Linked DNA regions of Homo sapiens: all the other regions are linked to region 3. A link is a contact called in ENCODE Hi-C or POLR2A ChIA-PET data. All regions are on one chromosome and are shown on one strand. The core of a region is the stretch at or near the end of the contact, and the rest is flanking DNA. Distances in the headings are between cores, read along the strand shown. Region 1 holds the start of ZNF85 (zinc finger protein 85). Region 2 holds the start of ZNF737 (zinc finger protein 737). Region 3 holds the start of ZNF724 (zinc finger protein 724). Region 4 holds the start of ZNF66 (zinc finger protein 66).

Evidence for each region. A loop is a pair of places that touch in the nucleus more often than their neighbours do. ChIA-PET counts read pairs that join two places held with the same protein, here RNA polymerase II (POLR2A). Pooled maps may share reads with other maps.
Region 1: a pooled map shows a loop between it and region 3 (11-fold over the local background). The contact joins the promoter of ZNF85 here to the promoter of ZNF724 in region 3. A Hi-C loop is called at or near these places in 1 of 37 single-sample maps with no recorded cell type and 6 of 50 pooled maps. POLR2A ChIA-PET finds 5 or more read pairs at or near these places in 1 of 52 experiments (common myeloid progenitor, CD34-positive).
Region 2: a loop to region 3 is called in a pooled map, with 12 times the contacts of the local background. The contact joins the promoter of ZNF737 here to the promoter of ZNF724 in region 3. A Hi-C loop is called at or near these places in 6 of 50 pooled maps. POLR2A ChIA-PET finds 5 or more read pairs at or near these places in 3 of 52 experiments (T-cell, activated CD4-positive, alpha-beta T cell and naive thymus-derived CD4-positive, alpha-beta T cell).
Region 4: a map of ascending aorta shows a loop between it and region 3 (6-fold over the local background). The contact joins the promoter of ZNF66 here to the promoter of ZNF724 in region 3. A Hi-C loop is called at or near these places in 2 of 168 maps with a recorded cell type or tissue (ascending aorta and naive thymus-derived CD4-positive, alpha-beta T cell), 1 of 37 single-sample maps with no recorded cell type and 10 of 50 pooled maps.

The regions. Positions count from the first base shown.
Region 1 is chr19:20,921,468-20,925,568 of GRCh38, reverse strand. ZNF85 (zinc finger protein 85) reads right to left here and starts at 2,318. Exons shown (of 4, transcript NM_003429.5): 1 at 2,166-2,318. The coding sequence starts at 2,168.
Region 2 is chr19:20,564,427-20,568,737 of GRCh38, reverse strand. ZNF737 (zinc finger protein 737) reads left to right here and starts at 2,957. Exons shown (of 4, transcript NM_001159293.2): 1 at 2,957-3,100. The coding sequence starts at 3,098. All of the region lies in intron 2 of LOC105372316 (a long non-coding RNA gene), which reads right to left. RefSeq lists enhancers at 3,105-3,154, 3,365-3,524.
Region 3 is chr19:23,248,447-23,252,330 of GRCh38, reverse strand. ZNF724 (zinc finger protein 724) reads left to right here and starts at 1,937. Exons shown (of 4, transcript NM_001355404.2): 1 at 1,937-2,091. The coding sequence starts at 2,089. RefSeq lists a silencer at 1,837-1,896 and an enhancer at 2,027-2,316.
Region 4 is chr19:20,774,072-20,778,033 of GRCh38, reverse strand. ZNF66 (zinc finger protein 66) reads right to left here and starts at 1,730. Exons shown (of 4, transcript NM_001355197.2): 1 at 1,584-1,730. The coding sequence starts at 1,586.

The DNA of each region.
Region 1 (4,101 bases), core at 1,069-3,568, 2.3 Mb after region 3:
TCACAAATCTTAGAGAATCCAGGGGGTAAAAATTATTTCTGCATTTTTCTCTCAATGTGTCTCCAAGAAATAGAAGCTGGGTTGGGTGAAGTCAATCTTTTTTTTTTTTTTTTGTATACAGTCTCGCTCTTTCACCCAGGCTAGAGTGCAGTGGCATGACCTTGGCTCACTGCAACCTCCACCTCCCGGGTTCAAGTAATTCTTCTGCCTCAGCCTCCCTAGTAGCTGGGATTACAGGTGTGTGCCACCAGGCCTGGCTAATTTTTGTATTTTTAGTAGAGATGGGGTTTCACCATATTGGCCATGCTGGTCTCAAATTCCTGACCTCGCGATCCGCCCGCCTCGGCCTCACAAAGTGCTGGGATTACAGGTGTGAGCCACCGCGCCCAGCTGGGTGAAGTCAATTTTAATGTCTCAAGGAGTTAGCTTTTCAAAGGAAGAGTACACCAGGAGACTGCACTCAGACCCTGGGTATCTACCTGCTCCCTTGATAGGATACACTTCATACCTCAGGTTGTCCTATGAGAGAAAATGACCCAGGAGCTGATATTCACTAGACACTCTAGCCAACATAGCCACAATGGTGGGCATCCTGGTTTATCCCCATACAGTACTGAAAACCCAGGACCAGGAAAAAACTGAAGAGTGGCTGATGACCCATCACACCATAAAGTCTCCAAACGGAAACCTTGACCCACCAATATTCTGATAAGAACTCTGTGCCTAGGGAAGATAAAAGGAAAAGAGACACAGAGATTTTTTTACAATATGGTGTCAGGGATTATTATTCACTTTCTTCTCATGGGAAATATTTACAAACAGAAGACAATTTTTTAAATAGTGCCATCCAATGTTTTGTGGAAGAATTATTAATTGAAATATAAAATGTACAATAAAGGACAAATAATTGATAATGTGTATCAGAGAGGGGAAGGTGGCATTTGGGAATGTCAATGACACTGGAAATTTAGTATTTTACTGTAAATCAGAGTTAATCTGGAAGAACAGGGAGTAAGAAGTAGACTTGAGACCCTGCTTGAGACATATGTGAAAAATGCAGGGGAAAAGAAGTCCCCTGTGGACTGTGAAAATGATTCAGTGGCAGGCAATTAGACTGAGGTGGCTCTAGTCCCTGGGGTCCTCCTTTTTAAAAAAATCTAACTAAAATTTCATTTTTTAGTAAATTACCACATCGGGGAAAACAAAATTCAGGCTTAACCAACTATAAACTGCCAATTAAATTCTGATCACATAACCAGAAAATTGCCAACACGATCGTACAAATTAAGAGACTATATAACTGTACCTAACCAATTACTAATTTGATTTTTTTATCATGCACCTTATAAAAGTCTTTTATTCAAGCTCCTCCCATGGACCACAAACTACAAACCATAGCTGAGTGCTCTACAATACTTGAACCACTTTTTAAGTTCTTTAATATTTTTGCGGTGACTCCTATACATCTTTTTTTTTTTTTTTTGAGACGGAGTTTCACTCTTATTGCCCAGGCTGGAGTGCAGTGGCGCGATGTAGGCTCACTGCAACCTCCGCCTCCCGGGTTCAAGCGATTCTCCTGCCTCAAACTCCTGAGTAGCTGGGATTGCAGGCGCGCGCCACGACGCCCGGCTAATTTTTGTATTTTTAAAAATTGAGACGGGGTTTCACCATGTTGGCCAGGATGGTCTTGAACTCCTGACCTCAGATGATCCGCCCGCCTCGGCTTCCCAAAGTGCTGAAATTACAGGCGTGAGCCACCACGCCCGTCCCCCCATACATTTTTAACAGAAAAAAAGAGGAACTGGGAACCCCACAGCCCAAAGCTCTTTCATGAACCCGCACCCCGAGTCAGGATTCTCCCCTGACAACCCTCCCGTGGTCCCTGCTCAATCTGGGAGAGACGCGGTGCTGCGAATGCAGAGCTGCCCAGAGAGGGCTCCAGTCCAGGGCACAGTCACTGCGCAGGGAAGAGACAGGACGCCCGGGCCGGCTGTCAGCGCAGCCGCCATCTTATGGCTGGAGGAACTGGGGCCGAGCTGGGCAAAAAGAACTGGAGCGCAGATTGTGGAGCTGACTACAGGGAGGCCTGAGTCCCGCCACAGCCGCTTCCCACCGGTTTCAACCAACCCCTTTCCCCCTCGGGATGGCGGACCTGGCACTCTCACCATTTCTAGGCTTCCAGGGGGTCCCGGCGTCTTAGCTGTGGATCTCCCAATACCTGCAGGCCACAGGGCCACAGAGGCTGGGCGTCCACGAGCAGAAAACACAAAGCAGGGAAAACAAGACCTAGAGCTCAGGCTGCAGCGAGAGACAAAGGCCCCGCCACATCCCGGAAGCCGCCCTATCCGCACCAGCTGCGTTCCTGATTGGACGGTTCCCAGCCCAGCGTCTCTGATTGGATGATATTTAAGGCACCTTCTTTTCAGGCCCTGAGTGACAGAAGATGTGATCAGATGCTGGGCTGAAAGAAGAGCGAGTGACAGCCTAGGCTGCAGCCTTTTCAGACAGGGCTTCCTTCCTGAGCTGAGCCAGGCTCACACCAGAGAGTATTTGCCCTTACCTTGTGTATCAATTTATATGCATTCAAAAATAATATATTATATGGCTATTCACAAATGAACAAAGTATAACAACAATTGTTCTAAAATTTTAGATTTTATGACCTTCCTGTATTCTGGTCCTTTGAACAGGCAATCCTCTGAAATAAAATGTGAGTCACAGGTGAATTTTAAATTTTCTAGTAGCCAAACTTTAAAAAGAAAGAAGAAACAAGTGGAATTGATTGTAGCAATTTATTTAACCCAATATATTCAAAATATTTTCATTTTAATATGTGAGCAATATGTAATTATTAATGAAATATAAATACATTTGAAACAAAATCTTTGAAACTAATTCTGTATTTTACCTTTCTAGCACATCGCAGTTCAGACCAGCCACATTCCAGGCACCCAGGAGCCACACATGGCCAATAGCTGCCACATTGAAGTACAGCTGTGATGTCAGTGGGGGTGGAGGGCCTGAACACCCCTTTTCTGCCACAGGTGAGGGGACAGCCTCTATTTATCAACGTCTCTTTTCAGTTCCGAGGGTGAAACAAATAGTGGCTATAGAAAAAGCTGATGGCAGCAGGAATAAATCACAGGTAAACCACTGCTTACCACCTGTTGCCCATCTTTCTTTCAGAGATCAGACAGTGAGCAAAGGATGATGGGCCACAGGAGAAAAAAAACTATGTCTTCAGATCTGTTCACAGTCTTGACCTTTAATGTTTACATAGGAAGAAAATAGATTAAAGGCAAACTTATTTTGCTATTTGACCTCGACTCTAATGTTCAGGCTGTGGTTACCTGTTTTCTTCTGTGGTGTGGGAAACTGAGTGAATATAAGCACAATCACATGCATACATGTCCACATGTATTTCGGCATTTCTTTTTTTTGAGATGGAGTTTCACTCTTGTTGCCCAGGCTAAAGCGCAATGGTGTGGTCTTGGCTCACTGCAACCTCTGCCTCCTGGGTTCAAGCAATTCTCCTACCTCAGCCTCCCGAGTAGCTGGGATTACAGGCATGCACTACCACGCCCGGCTAATTTTTTGTACTTTTAGTAGAGACGGGATTTCTCCATGTTGGTCAGGCTGGTCTTGAACTCCTGACCTTAGGTGATCCAACCGCCTTGGCCTCCTAAAGTGCTGGGATTATAGGCATAAGCCACCACCCCTGGCCATATTTCTGCATTTCTCAACATTATCTTACAAGACATCTAACTTTAAATCGGGAAAAATATCAGTACTTTTATGGTGCCCAATGTTAGAAGGTAACTAGTAATCAACCTGTTATTAAATCTTGGCATTCTATCTGCACTGGGTGCACATATTAGTTAACTATGGCAGCATAATGAACCATCCAAAACTGATTTGCTCATAATTGAAATGCTCAGCCATTTAGGCTGGGCTCAGTGGGGCCATTCTTCTGTTCTCAGCTGAGCTCCTTCAGACATGTATCATGAGCTGCTCATTGACTAGGAAAGCAGCAGCTGTGCTTGTAGAGGTGAGCTTCTGCTTCTGGGACTGTCAACAGGGATACCTTACTTCTCCTCTTCA
Region 2 (4,311 bases), core at 1,708-4,207, 2.7 Mb after region 3:
TGCTCCCACTCCTTCCTTCATCAGAAATGCTTATGTATTTAAGAGGATTATAAGCCACAGCCTTCCAGCATTGGGTCCCACCAATGTATTTGGTGGGTCCATCAGTAAACCAAGTATGTTTCTGATCCCATTTGATGGGCGGTTGGGGAGGGGGGTGTTTACCTCTCTATCTGCAGGACTCGTTCAGTGTTTCCTGAGCTGGCAAGTTTTGTCCATCCTCATGTGAAAGTGATACCCTCTTTGGTTTTGGCTTAGGCTGGTTTTGTATGTGCCATTTCCATTATATGATGCTACTTTCTTGGGTGTGCCCTATCTGGTGGGTTTTGGGGGAACTCATGTCTCAAGTCATAATAGGAATTTCAGGTCTCATAAAAACATCATGGTTGAAGCATAGGTGTTCTATTTCCAGCAAAGCTCAATAGCAAGCTAACAGTTGCTTCTTGAAAGAGGTATAAGCTTTTCCTCCCTCTGGTGGTTTCTGGGTCCAAATCCCGAAAAGTACCCTCTTCCCATCTTGTTTCTGCCCAAGGCTCCAATTAGCATATTGATCTAGGACAGTTACTTGCAGTTCTACTGGCCCATCCCGTATGGGCCATAGATCCAGGGCCAGTTGCACTGCTTGTTTAGCTTGTTCAAAGGCCATGCTCTCTTTCTCTCCCCAGTGAAAGTCATAGCGTTTTCTAGTGGCTGCATGCAGAGGTTGTAAAATGTTACCCAAGTGGGGAATATGATGTCTCCAGAAACCAAACAAGCCAGTACATTAGTGGTAGGGGTTGCAAAATCTAGTATTTTAGCCTTAGCCTTTGGTAAAATGGACTATTTATTTGCATTCCATAAAATGCCAAGGAATTTTATACTTTGTGCAGGTCCTTGAATTTTACTAGGGTTAATTTCCCATTTTTGAAATAGGAACTGGGTTTTTACCTGCTCGAAGCCCCGGCTGACTAGTTCTTCAGTTTTATCCTGACTGGGCCACCTGGACAGCTGCTTTTTTCAGCGATAGGCTGATAGCTTTGAGCTTTATCAGTCAAGACATTGACTGGCATTGGGCCAGTCTGGAAGTCAGATTAGCATTTTCCTTTTCCGCTTACATTTATCTTGTAGCAACCAGCCCCTATCACGATACATTAACTTATAAGCAGTAAGCAAACACCATCCACTCCGGGAGATCCCTCAGCATCTCCTTTGCTGACTGGAATCCCCCGCAGCACTTCCCGCACAGTCAAAGGTTTAAACTGCACTAATTTAGATTCCCAATTCCCACAAAAACCAGTTCCCCTTGACCATTTAATCACCAAGAGGGAGAACTGGGGGAGTTCCCATCCCAGGATATGGGAAGTCCCTGAGCCCTCCAGCCCTGTCCTTCTAGTCAAAAAGGGGTACACTTTTGTTTTCAAATCCTATTTGTGATGCCAAAAATGTTCTGTGAGGCAAATGTGAGAGGGGAGAAACAAAGACACACACACAATACCATTAAGGGTAAACAACTTTTATCCCACGTAAATGGCAATGCAGACATAATAAAGTAATAATATAATAAGCAAATGATATAATAAGCAAATAAATATAATAAGCAGATTGATGTAATAAGCCAATCTTAATAAGACGAGGAAATGGGAAAAGATATATATATATATATATATATATATATATATATATTTTCCCTCACCAGACTATGGGGGATTCACCACCAGAGAGGGAGGCAACAGCCACAGCTCTAGAGTCAGCCACCCGTCCATCGTACACAGACAAGGAGAGGTCTTATGAAGCTTCAGGGCGGTCTGGGACCTTAGCTCTTTTGTAACGAGTTGTTTGGCATAAGGCCCAGTGATGAGAGCCCTTCACGACTTGCCTCAAGGAACACAAAAAGGTCAACCTTTTTTTGTGATTGTCTATTGTTTTTCAACAACTAATATATAGGAATAGATTGAAATAGAGATTTCTTCAATACAGCGCTGGATGAACACCTCAGGGGCTCACACAACCTGTTCTGGGACTTGGTGACAATTGTTTGTGTCCACATTCAATTGAGTTCAGATTTAATATGTGACTTTTCCTCCACAAATTCCCCTGTCTTGATGAATCGGCTCTGTCTAGGCAAAGGGTAAAATAAACCCCTTGGGCTGTTACACAACCTCCGCCTCCTGGCTTCAAGTGATTCTCCTGCCTCAGCCTCCGGTGTAGCTGGGACTACAGATGTGCACCCCCACACCCAGGTAACTTTTTATATTATTAGTTATTATTATTATTTATTAGTTATTATTAGAGATGGGGTTTCACCATGTTGGCTAGGCTTGTCTTGAACTCCTGACCTCAAGTGATCTGCTCACCTTGGCCTCCCAAAGTGTTGGAATTACCAGCGTGAACTATCCGTGCCTGCCTCTAAATGATTTCTATCTCCTATAGCTGTTGGAAATTAAAGATTGTTTCAAATTGAAAAAATAAAAAGAATGTGGACAAAAATAAAATATAAATAGTTTTTTAAAATTACGAGATATTACAAAATATATATGTAAATCTGGAGTGCTCAAAAATGACAAATTTGATTTATTTATAAGGTTTTATTAAAATTAGCTTTAATAGATTTTACCATTACCAAAGTAAAAGTTGATTTTCTGTTGAACAAAAATTTTATGTATTATTAATGACAGCAAAATACTTCTGTTCACCTTTTTAATACATTCAACAAGAAAGAGAGTAAACAAGAGATAAAATATTCCCATGCTCTGGGGTGGGCCTGGCTCAGCTCAGGGAGGAAGCACTGTTTGAAAAGCCAGCTGCTTAGGCTGGCACTCTTTGTTCACTTAACCCAGCATCTGATCATATCTTCTGTCACTCAGGGCCTGAGGGGGCGGGGATTTAAGCATTATCCAATCAGGGACGCTGGGCTGGAAGCCGTCCAATCAGGCACGCAGCCAGAGTGAAGCGGAAGGCTTCCGGGTTTTGCGGGGCCTTTGTCTCTGCAGCCGGAGCTCCAGGTCTTGTCTTCACTGCTGTGTGTCCTCTGCTCCTAGAGGCCCAGCCTCTGTGGCCCTGTGTCCTGCAGGTATTGGGAGATCCACAGCTAAGACGCCCGGGAGCCCCTGGAAGCCTAGAAATGGTGAGAGTGCCGGTCCGACATCCCGAGAGAGGGGGATAGGCTGGTTGGAACCGGTGGGAAGTGGCTGTGGCGGGACTCAGGCCTCTGCGCAGTCAGCTCCACAATCTGCACCCTGAGTTCTCCTTGCCCAGCTCGGCCTCAGTCCCGTTCAGCCATAATTTGGCGGCTACGCTGACAGCCGGGCCCCCTGGCGTCCTGTGTCTTCCCTGCGTAGTGACTGCTCTGGCCTGGAGCGCTCCGTGGGCAGCTCTGCAACCGCAGCCTCCCGTCTCTCCCAGAATGTGCAGGGACCACCAGAGGGTCGTCAGGGGAGAATCCTGACTCGGGGTGCAGGTTCATGAATGGGAAGAGCTTTGGTCCGTGGAGTTCACAGTTTCTGTTTTCTGCTATTCAAAATTTATGGGGCCGGGCGCAGTCGTTCACGCCTGTAATCCCAGCACTTTGGGAGGCCGAGGCAGGCGGATAACTTGAGGTCAGGACTTCAAGATAAGCCTGGCCCAAATGGGGAAACCCCATGTCTACTAAAAATGCAAAAATTAGCTGGGTGTGATGACAGATGTCTGTAATCACAGCTTCTCGGGAGGCAGAAGTGAGAGAATCGCTTGAACTCCGGAGGTGGATGTTGCAGTGAGCTGAGATCTTGCCACTGCACTCCAGCCTGCGCGACAGTGAGACTCCGTCTCAAAAAAAAAAAAAAAATTCCTGGTTATGTAATTACAGTTTAATTGGCAGTTTATAGTTGCTTAAGCCTGAATTTTGTTTCCCCTAATGTAGTAATTTCCCAAAAAATGCACATGAGCTTAGATTTTTTTTTTTTTGAGGTAGAAATCCAGGGACTAGAGCTTCTTCAGTCTAATTGCCTGCCACTTAATTATTTTCACACGCCACAGCGGACTGATTTTCCCTGGCATTTTCCACATGTGTCTCAAGCAAGGCCTCAAGTGTACCCCATGTTCCTCAATTTATTATTTTTATTTTTTTTTTTTTGAGACGGAGTCTCGCTCTGTCGCCAGAGCTGGAGTGCAGTGTCAGATCTCGGCTCACTGCAACCTCCGCCTCTCAGGTTCAAGCATTCTTCTGCTTCAGCCTCTGGAGTAGTTGGGGCTATGGGCACGCGACACCACGCCCAGCTAATTTTTGTATTTTTAGTAGAGATGGAGTTTCAGTATGTTAGCCAGGAATGCTAGTTACCAAGGAAAAAAATAGGGAAA
Region 3 (3,884 bases), core at 688-3,187:
AAGGTCGCATTGCGCTGCTGCACTCCAGCCTGGGTAACAGAGTGAGACTCTGTCTCAAAATAAATAAATAAAAAGAAAGTTGGATGTCTTGTAAGATAATGCTGAGTAATGCAGAAATACACGTAGACATTTATGCATGTGATTTGTACTTACACAGACCCCCCCACACCACAAAATAAAACAGATAACCACAGCCTGACCATTAGGGCCAAGGTCAAATAGCAAAATAAGTTTGCCTTTAATCTGTTTTCTTCATATATAAACATTGGAGGTCAAGACTGTGGACAAGGCTGGGCTCATGCCTGTAATCCCAGCACTTTGGGAGGCTGAGGCGGGTGGATCATGAGGTCGGTAGTTCAAGACCAGCCTGGCCAAGATGGAGAAATTCTGTCTCTACTAAAAATACAAAAATTAGCTCGGCGTGGTGGTGGGCGCCTGTAATGTCAGCTACTCAGGAGACTGAGGCAGGGAATTGCTTGAACCCAAGAGGTGGAAGTTGCAGTGAGCCAAGATCGTGCCACTGCACTCCAGCCTGGGTGACAGAGCAAGTCTGTCTCAAAAAAAAAAAAAAAAGGCCGGGCGTGGTGGGTCACGTCTGTAATTCCAGCACTTTGGGAGGTGGGAGCCGGCAGATCACCGGAAGTCGGGAGTTCAAGACCAGCCTGACCAACATGGAGAAACCCTGTCTCTAATAAAAATACAAAAGATTAGCTGGGTGTGGTGGCACGTGCCTGTAATCCCAGCTACTTGGGAGGCTGAGGTAGGAGAATTGCTTGGACCTGGGAGGTGGAGGTTGTGGTGAGCCGCGATCCTGCCATTGCACTTCACTGCACTCCAGCCTGGGCAATAAGAGTGAAAGTCTGTCTCAAAAAAGACTGGACAGATATGAAGACATAGAGTTTACTTCTCCTGTCACCCCATCACTTGTTGTTCACTGTTTAATCTGGAAGGAAGGTGGTCAACAGGTGGCCAGCAGTGGTCTATGTGTGGTTATTTTATTCTTGCTGCCTTCTGCTCTTTTATGGCCACTATCTGTTCCACCCTGGGAACTGAAGAGATGTTGGTAGGAAGAGGCTTTCCCCCACCTCTGATGTCCAGGCCCTTCACTCAGCTGACATCGCAGCTGCACTTCAATATGGCAGCTATTGGCCACGTGTGGCTCCTGGGTGCCTGGAATGTCGCTGGTCTAAACTGCGATGTGCTGGAATGGTAAAATACAGAGTGAGTTTCAAAGATTTAGTGATATATATATATATATATATATATATATATATATATATGTATATATATATACACACACACATATATATACATATATACACACATACATATATACATATATACACACATATATACATATATACATACATATACATGTATATACATATATAATTATTGCTCACATATTAAACTGATAATATTTTGGATATATTGGGTAAGTTAAATTGTTACAATCAACTCCACCTTTTTCTTGTTTCTTTTTAAAGTTGGCTACTAGAAAATTCAAAATTCACATGTGGCTTATATTTTATTTCAGAGGATTGCCTTTTTAAAAAAGTCTCAGGCTGCTTGCTCAAATGCCAGAAGCCAGGAAGATCATAAAAACTGAAATTTTAAAATTATTGTTATTATATATTTTTCATTTGTGAATAGCCGTATAGTATGTTATTTATAAATACATGAAACCTCATACACGAGGTCAAATGCAAATACCCTCCGGGGTGGGCTAAGCTCAGGGAGGAAGCCCTGCCTGAAAACGCTGCAGCTTAGGCTGTCACTCTTTCTTCATTCAGTCCAGCGTTTGGTCAGGTCTTCTGTCACTTAAGGCCTGAAGGGGCTGGGCCTTAGACGTTTTCCAATCAGGGACCCTGAGCTGGGGACCGTCCAATCAGGCACGCAACTGGAGCGGACAGGGCGGCTTCCGGGATTTGGCGGGGCCTTTGTCTCTCGCTGCAGCTGGAGCGCTTGGTCTCGTCTTCCCTGCTTTGTGTCCCCTGCTCTTAGAGGCCCAGCCTCTGTGGCCCTCTGACCTGCAAGCATTGGGAGATCCACAGCTAAGACGCCAGGGCCTCCCCTGGAAGCCTAGAAATGGTGAGAGTGGCGGCTCCGACATCCGGAGAGAGAGGGAGGGGCTGGTTGAAACCTGTGGGAAGTGGCTGTGGCGGACTCGGGCCTCCCCGCAGTCATCTCCACAAACTGCGCCCTGAGTTCTCCTTGCCCAGCTGGGCCTCAGTCCCCTTCAGCCATAAGATGGCGGCTTCGCTGACAGCCGGCCCCCGGGCGTCTTGTCTCTTCCCCGCCCAGTGACTGTGCCCTGACCTGGAGCCCTCTCTGGGCAGCTCTGCTCCCGCAGCGCAGCGTCTCTCCCAGATTGTGCAGGGACCAAGGGAGGGTAGTCAGGGGAGAATCCTGACTCGGGGAGCGGGTTCATGAATGGGAAGGGCTTTAGTCCGCTGCGTTTCCAGTTCATCTTTCCCCCTATTAAAAATTTATGGCAGGCCGGGCGCTTTGGTTCACGCCTGTAATCCCAGCACTTCGAGAGGCCGAGGCGGGCGGATCACCCGAGGCCAGGAGTTCGAGACCAGCCTGGCCAACATGGCGAAACCCCATCTCTACTAAAAATATAAAAATTAGTCTGGCACAGTGGCCTGCGCCTATAATGCTAGCACTTTGGGAGGCCGAGGTGGGCGGATTACGAGGTCAGGAGTTCGAGACCAGCCTGACCAACATGGTGAAACCCCCGTTTCTACTAGAAATACAAAAAATTAGCCGGGCGTGGTGGCGCGGTCCTGTAATCCCAGCTACTCAGGAGGCTGACGCAGAAAAATCGCTTGAACCCGGGAGGCGGAGGTTGCAGTGAGGCGAGCTGACGCCATTTGCTGTCCAGCTTGGGTGACAGAGCTTGACTCTGTCTCAAAAAAAAAAAGCCGGGCATAGTGGCGCATGCTTGTAATCCCAGCCACTCGGGAGGCTGAGGCGGGACAATCGCTTGAACCTGGGAGGAGGTTGCAGTGAGCCAAGATCGCGCCACTGCACTCCAGCCTGGGCGACAGAGTAAGAAGACTCTGTCTAGAAAAAAAAAAAAAAAAGGCAGTCTCTGCAAAAATATTAAATAATTTAATCAAAGAGTGGTTCAAAAATTTTAGAGCACCCCTATGGGTTGTAGTTTTTGGTTTATAAGAGGGGCTTGAAGGACTTTGATAAGGTGCATGATGCAAAAATCCCAAATTCAATAATTGGTTAGGTACAGTTATATTCTTTCTGTCTTCCTGTCTTTGTTTGTTTGTTTCTCTCCTCTTTTCTTCTTCTTAGTTTTTTTTGTTTGTTTGTTTGTTTTGTTTTTTTGAGACGGAGTCCTGCACTGACGCCCAAGCTGGAGTGCAGTGGCACGATCTGCAACCTCCACCTCCCGGGTTCAAGTGATTCTCCTGCCTCAGCCTCCCAAGTAGCTGGAATTACAGGCGCCCACCACCATGCCCGGCTAATTTTTGTATTTTTAGTAGAGACAGAGTTTCAGTATGTTGGCCAGGCTGGTCTCGACCTTTTGACCTCAGGTGATCCACCGGCCTCAGCCTCCCTAAGTGGTAGGATTACAGGCATGAGTCAGTGCTCCCTGCCTCAGTTTCTTATTTTCCACCTTGAACGTACAAATTTCCTGGTTGTGTAATTGGAGCTTAATTGACAGTTTATAGTCGGTTAAGCCTGAATTTTGTTTCCTCTAATGTAGTAATTTACAAAAAAAAAAAAAATGCATTTGAGTTAGATTTTTTTTCAAAGCAAGAATCCAGGGCCTAGATTTCCACCTCAGACTAATTGCCTGGCACTTAACTATTTTCACACTCCACAGAGGACTGATTTTCCCCGCATTTTTTACGTGTGTTCCA
Region 4 (3,962 bases), core at 481-2,980, 2.5 Mb after region 3:
AAATTTAGCATTTAACTCAGAAATCAAAATAAAAGGATATAGAAAAAATTTACCCTGCAAAAAGAGGAACTAATGTGTTGATGAATCCATGTAACTCCTCAATTATCTACCACATTTTCCTGTGGAAATATATTCATTGTCTACAGCCAAAATGGAAGAGAGATTTTCCCTATATTTTTCCTTGGTAACTAGCATTCCTGGCAAACATGGTGAAACCTCATCTCTACTAAAAATATGAAAACTAGCTGGGAGTGGTGGCGCTTGCCTGTAGTCCCAACTACTGGAGAGGCTGAAGCAGGAGAATCGCTTGAACCCATGAGGTGGAGGTTGCAGTGAGCCAAGATCTGACACTGCACTCTAGCCTGGCGACAGAGCAAGACTCCGTCTCAAAAAATAATAATAATAATAATAATTAATTGAGGAACATGGGGGACACTTGAGGCCCTGCTTGGGACACATGTGAAAAATGCCAGGGAAAGTCAGTCCCCTGTGGGATGTGAAAATAATTAAGTGGCAGGCAATTAGACTGAAGAGGCTCTAGTCCCCGGATTTCTATTTCTAAAAAAAAAAAAAAAAAAAAATCTAAGCTCAAGTGCATTTTTTGGCAAATTACTACATTAGGGGAAACAAAATTCAGGCTTCAGCAACTATAAACTGCCAATTAAGCTCTAATTACATAACCAGGAAATTTCCACCTTGATTGTACAAATTAAGAAACTACATTACTAAACCTAACAAATTATTGAATTTGGTTTTCCTCATCATGCATTTTATAAATGTCTTTTCTTCAAGCCTCTCCCATGGACCACAAACTACAAACTATAGCTGGGTGCTCTACAATTCTTGAATCACTCTTTGATTAAATTGTTTGATATTTTTGCAGTGACTCCCATAATTTTTTTTTTTTTTTTTTTTTTTTAGACAAGAGTCTTGCTCTGTCGCCCAGGCTGGAGTGCAGTGGCAGGATTTCAGCTCACTGCAACCTCCGCCTCCCGGGTTCAAGCGATTCTCTCACTTCTGCCTCCCGAGAAGCTGGGACTACAGACATTCGCCAACATATCCACCTAATTTTTGTATTTTTAGTAGACAAGGGGTTTCCCCATTTTGGTCAGTCTGGTCTTCAACTCCTGACCTCAAGTGATCCGCCCGCCTCGGCCTCCCAACGTGCGGGGATTACAGGCTTGAACGACCGCGCCCGGCCCCATACAATTTTAATAGCAGAAAAGAGAAACTGTGAACCCCACAGACCAAAGCTCTTCCCATTCATGAACCCGCACCGCGAGTCAGCATTCTCCCCTGAAGACCCTCCGGTGGTCCCTGCACAATCTGGGAGAGACACGGCACTGCGGGTGCAGAGCTGCCCACAGAGCGCTCCAGGCCAGGGGCACAGTCACTGCGCGGGGAAGCGACAGGACGCCCGGGGGCCAGGCTGTCAGCGTAGCCGCCATCTTATGGCTGAATGGGACTGAGGCAGAGCTGGGTAAGGAGAATTCGGGGTGCAGATTGTGGAGCTGACTGAGGGGAGGCCTGAGTCCCGCCACAGACACTTCACCTCTCTCGGGATGCTGGACCGGCACTCTCACCATTTCTAGGCTTCCAGGGGGTCCTGGCGTCTTAGCTGTGGATCTCCCAATACCTGCAGGACACAGGGCCACAGAGGCTGGGCCTCTAGGAGAAGAAGACAGAGAGCAGTGAACAGACGACCTGGAGCTCCAGCTGCAGGGAGAGACAAAGACCCCGCCAAATCCGGAAGCCGTCCTGTTCATTCCAGCTGCGTGCCTGATTGGACGGTTTCCAGCCCAGCGCCTCTGATTGGCTAATGCTTAAGGTCCCGCCCCCTCAGACACTGAGTGACAGAAGATGTGATCAGCTGCTGGGCGGAGTGAAGAAAAGAGTGACAGCCTAAGCTGCAGCCTTTTCAGGCAGGGCTTCCTCCCAGAGCTGAGCCTGGTCCATGCCAGAGCATGGGAACATTTTATCTCTTTTTTACTCTCTGTCTTGTTGAATGTATTCAAAGGTGAACAGAAGTATTTTGCTGTCATATTAATAATACATAAAATTTTTGTTCAAGAGAAAATCAGCTTTTACTTTGGTAATAGTGTATTAACGATTAAAGCTAATTTTAATAAAACCTTATAAATAAATCAAATTTGTCATTTTTGACCACTCCAGATTTACATATATATTTTGTAATCCCTGTAATTTTTTTATCTATTTATATTTTATTTTTATCCACATTCTTCTTATTTTTTCAACTTGAAACAACCTTTAAGTAATTTCAAACTGCTATAAGAGATAGAAATAATTTAGGGTCAGGCACAGGTAGCTCATGCCAGTAATCCCAACACTTTGGGAGGCCAAGGTGGGTGGATCACTTGAGGTCAGGAGTTCAAGACTAGCCTGGCCAACATGGTGAAACCCCATCTCTACTCACAATGTAAAAAATTAGCTGGGTATGGTGGTGCACATCTGTGGTCCCAGCTACTCCGGAGGCTGAGGCAGGAGAATCACTTGAACCCAGGAGGTGGAGGTTATGTAACAGCCCAAGGGGTTCATTTTGCCCTTTGCCTAGACAGAGCCAATTCATGAAGACAGGAGAATTTATGGAGGAAAAGTTAAATGTTAAATTTGAACTCAATTGAACGTGGACACAATGGTCACCAAGTCCCAGAACAGGTCCTGGTTGTGAGCCCCTGAGGTGTTCATCCAGAGCTGTATCAAAGAAATGTCTATTTCATTCTATTACTATACATTAGTTGTTGAAAAACAATAGACAATCACAAAAACAACTTGACCCTTTTGTGTTCCGTGAGGCAAGTCCCAAATGGCCCTCCTCACTGGGCCTTATGCCAAACAACTCGTTACAAAAGAGCTAGGGTCCCAGACCACCCTGAAGCTTCATGAGACTCCTTGTCTGTGCATGAATGGGTGGCCGACTCTGGAGCCTGGGCTGTTTCTTCCTACTCAGTTGGTAATCCTCCATAGTCTAGTGAGGGTAAATATATATATATATCTTTTCCCATCTCCTCTTCTTACTGCAATTTGCTTATTATATCAATCTGTGTATTATATTTATTTGCTTATTATATCATTTGCTTATTATATCATTAGTTTATTCTGTCTGCATTGATATTGATGTGGGTTAAAGCTTGTTTACCATTAAAGTTATTGTATGTATGTCTTTTCTTCTCCTCTCCCACGTTTCCCATACAGAACATTTTTGGCATCACAAACAGGATTTGAAAACAAAAGTGGGCCCCTTTTTGACCAGAAGGATAGGGCTGGAGGCTCAAGGATTTCCCATATCCTGAGATGGGATCACTCCCAGTTCTCCTTCTTTGTGATTGAATGGTTCAGGGGAACTGGCCTTTGTGGGAATTGGGAATCTAAATTAGTGCAATTTAAACCTTTGACTGTGCGTGAAGTGCTGCAGGGGATTCCAGTCACCAAAGGAGATGCTGAGGGAATCTCACAAAGTGGATAGTGTTTGATTGCTGCTTATAAGTTAATGTGTCAAGATAGGGGCTGGTTGCTACAAGAGAAATATAAGCTGGAAAAGGAAAATGCTAATCTGACTTCCGGACTGGCCCTGGCCCAATGCCAGTCAATGTCTTGACTGATCAGGCTCAAAGCTATCAGCCTATTGCTGAAAAAAGCAGCTGTCCAGGTGGCCCAATCAGGGTAAAACTGAAGAACTAGTCAGCCGGGGCTTAGAGCATGTAAAAACCCAGTTCCTATCTCAAAAATGGGAAATTAAGCCTAGTAAAATTAAGGATCCGCACAAAGTGTAAAATTCTTTGGCATCCTATGGAATGCAAAGAAACAGTCCACTTCACCAAAGGCTAAGGCTAAAATACTATAATTTGCAACCCCTACCACTAAGAAGGAGGCCCAGAAATGTATTGACTTGTTTGGATTCTGAACACATCATATTCCTTACTTGGGTAACATTTTACAACATC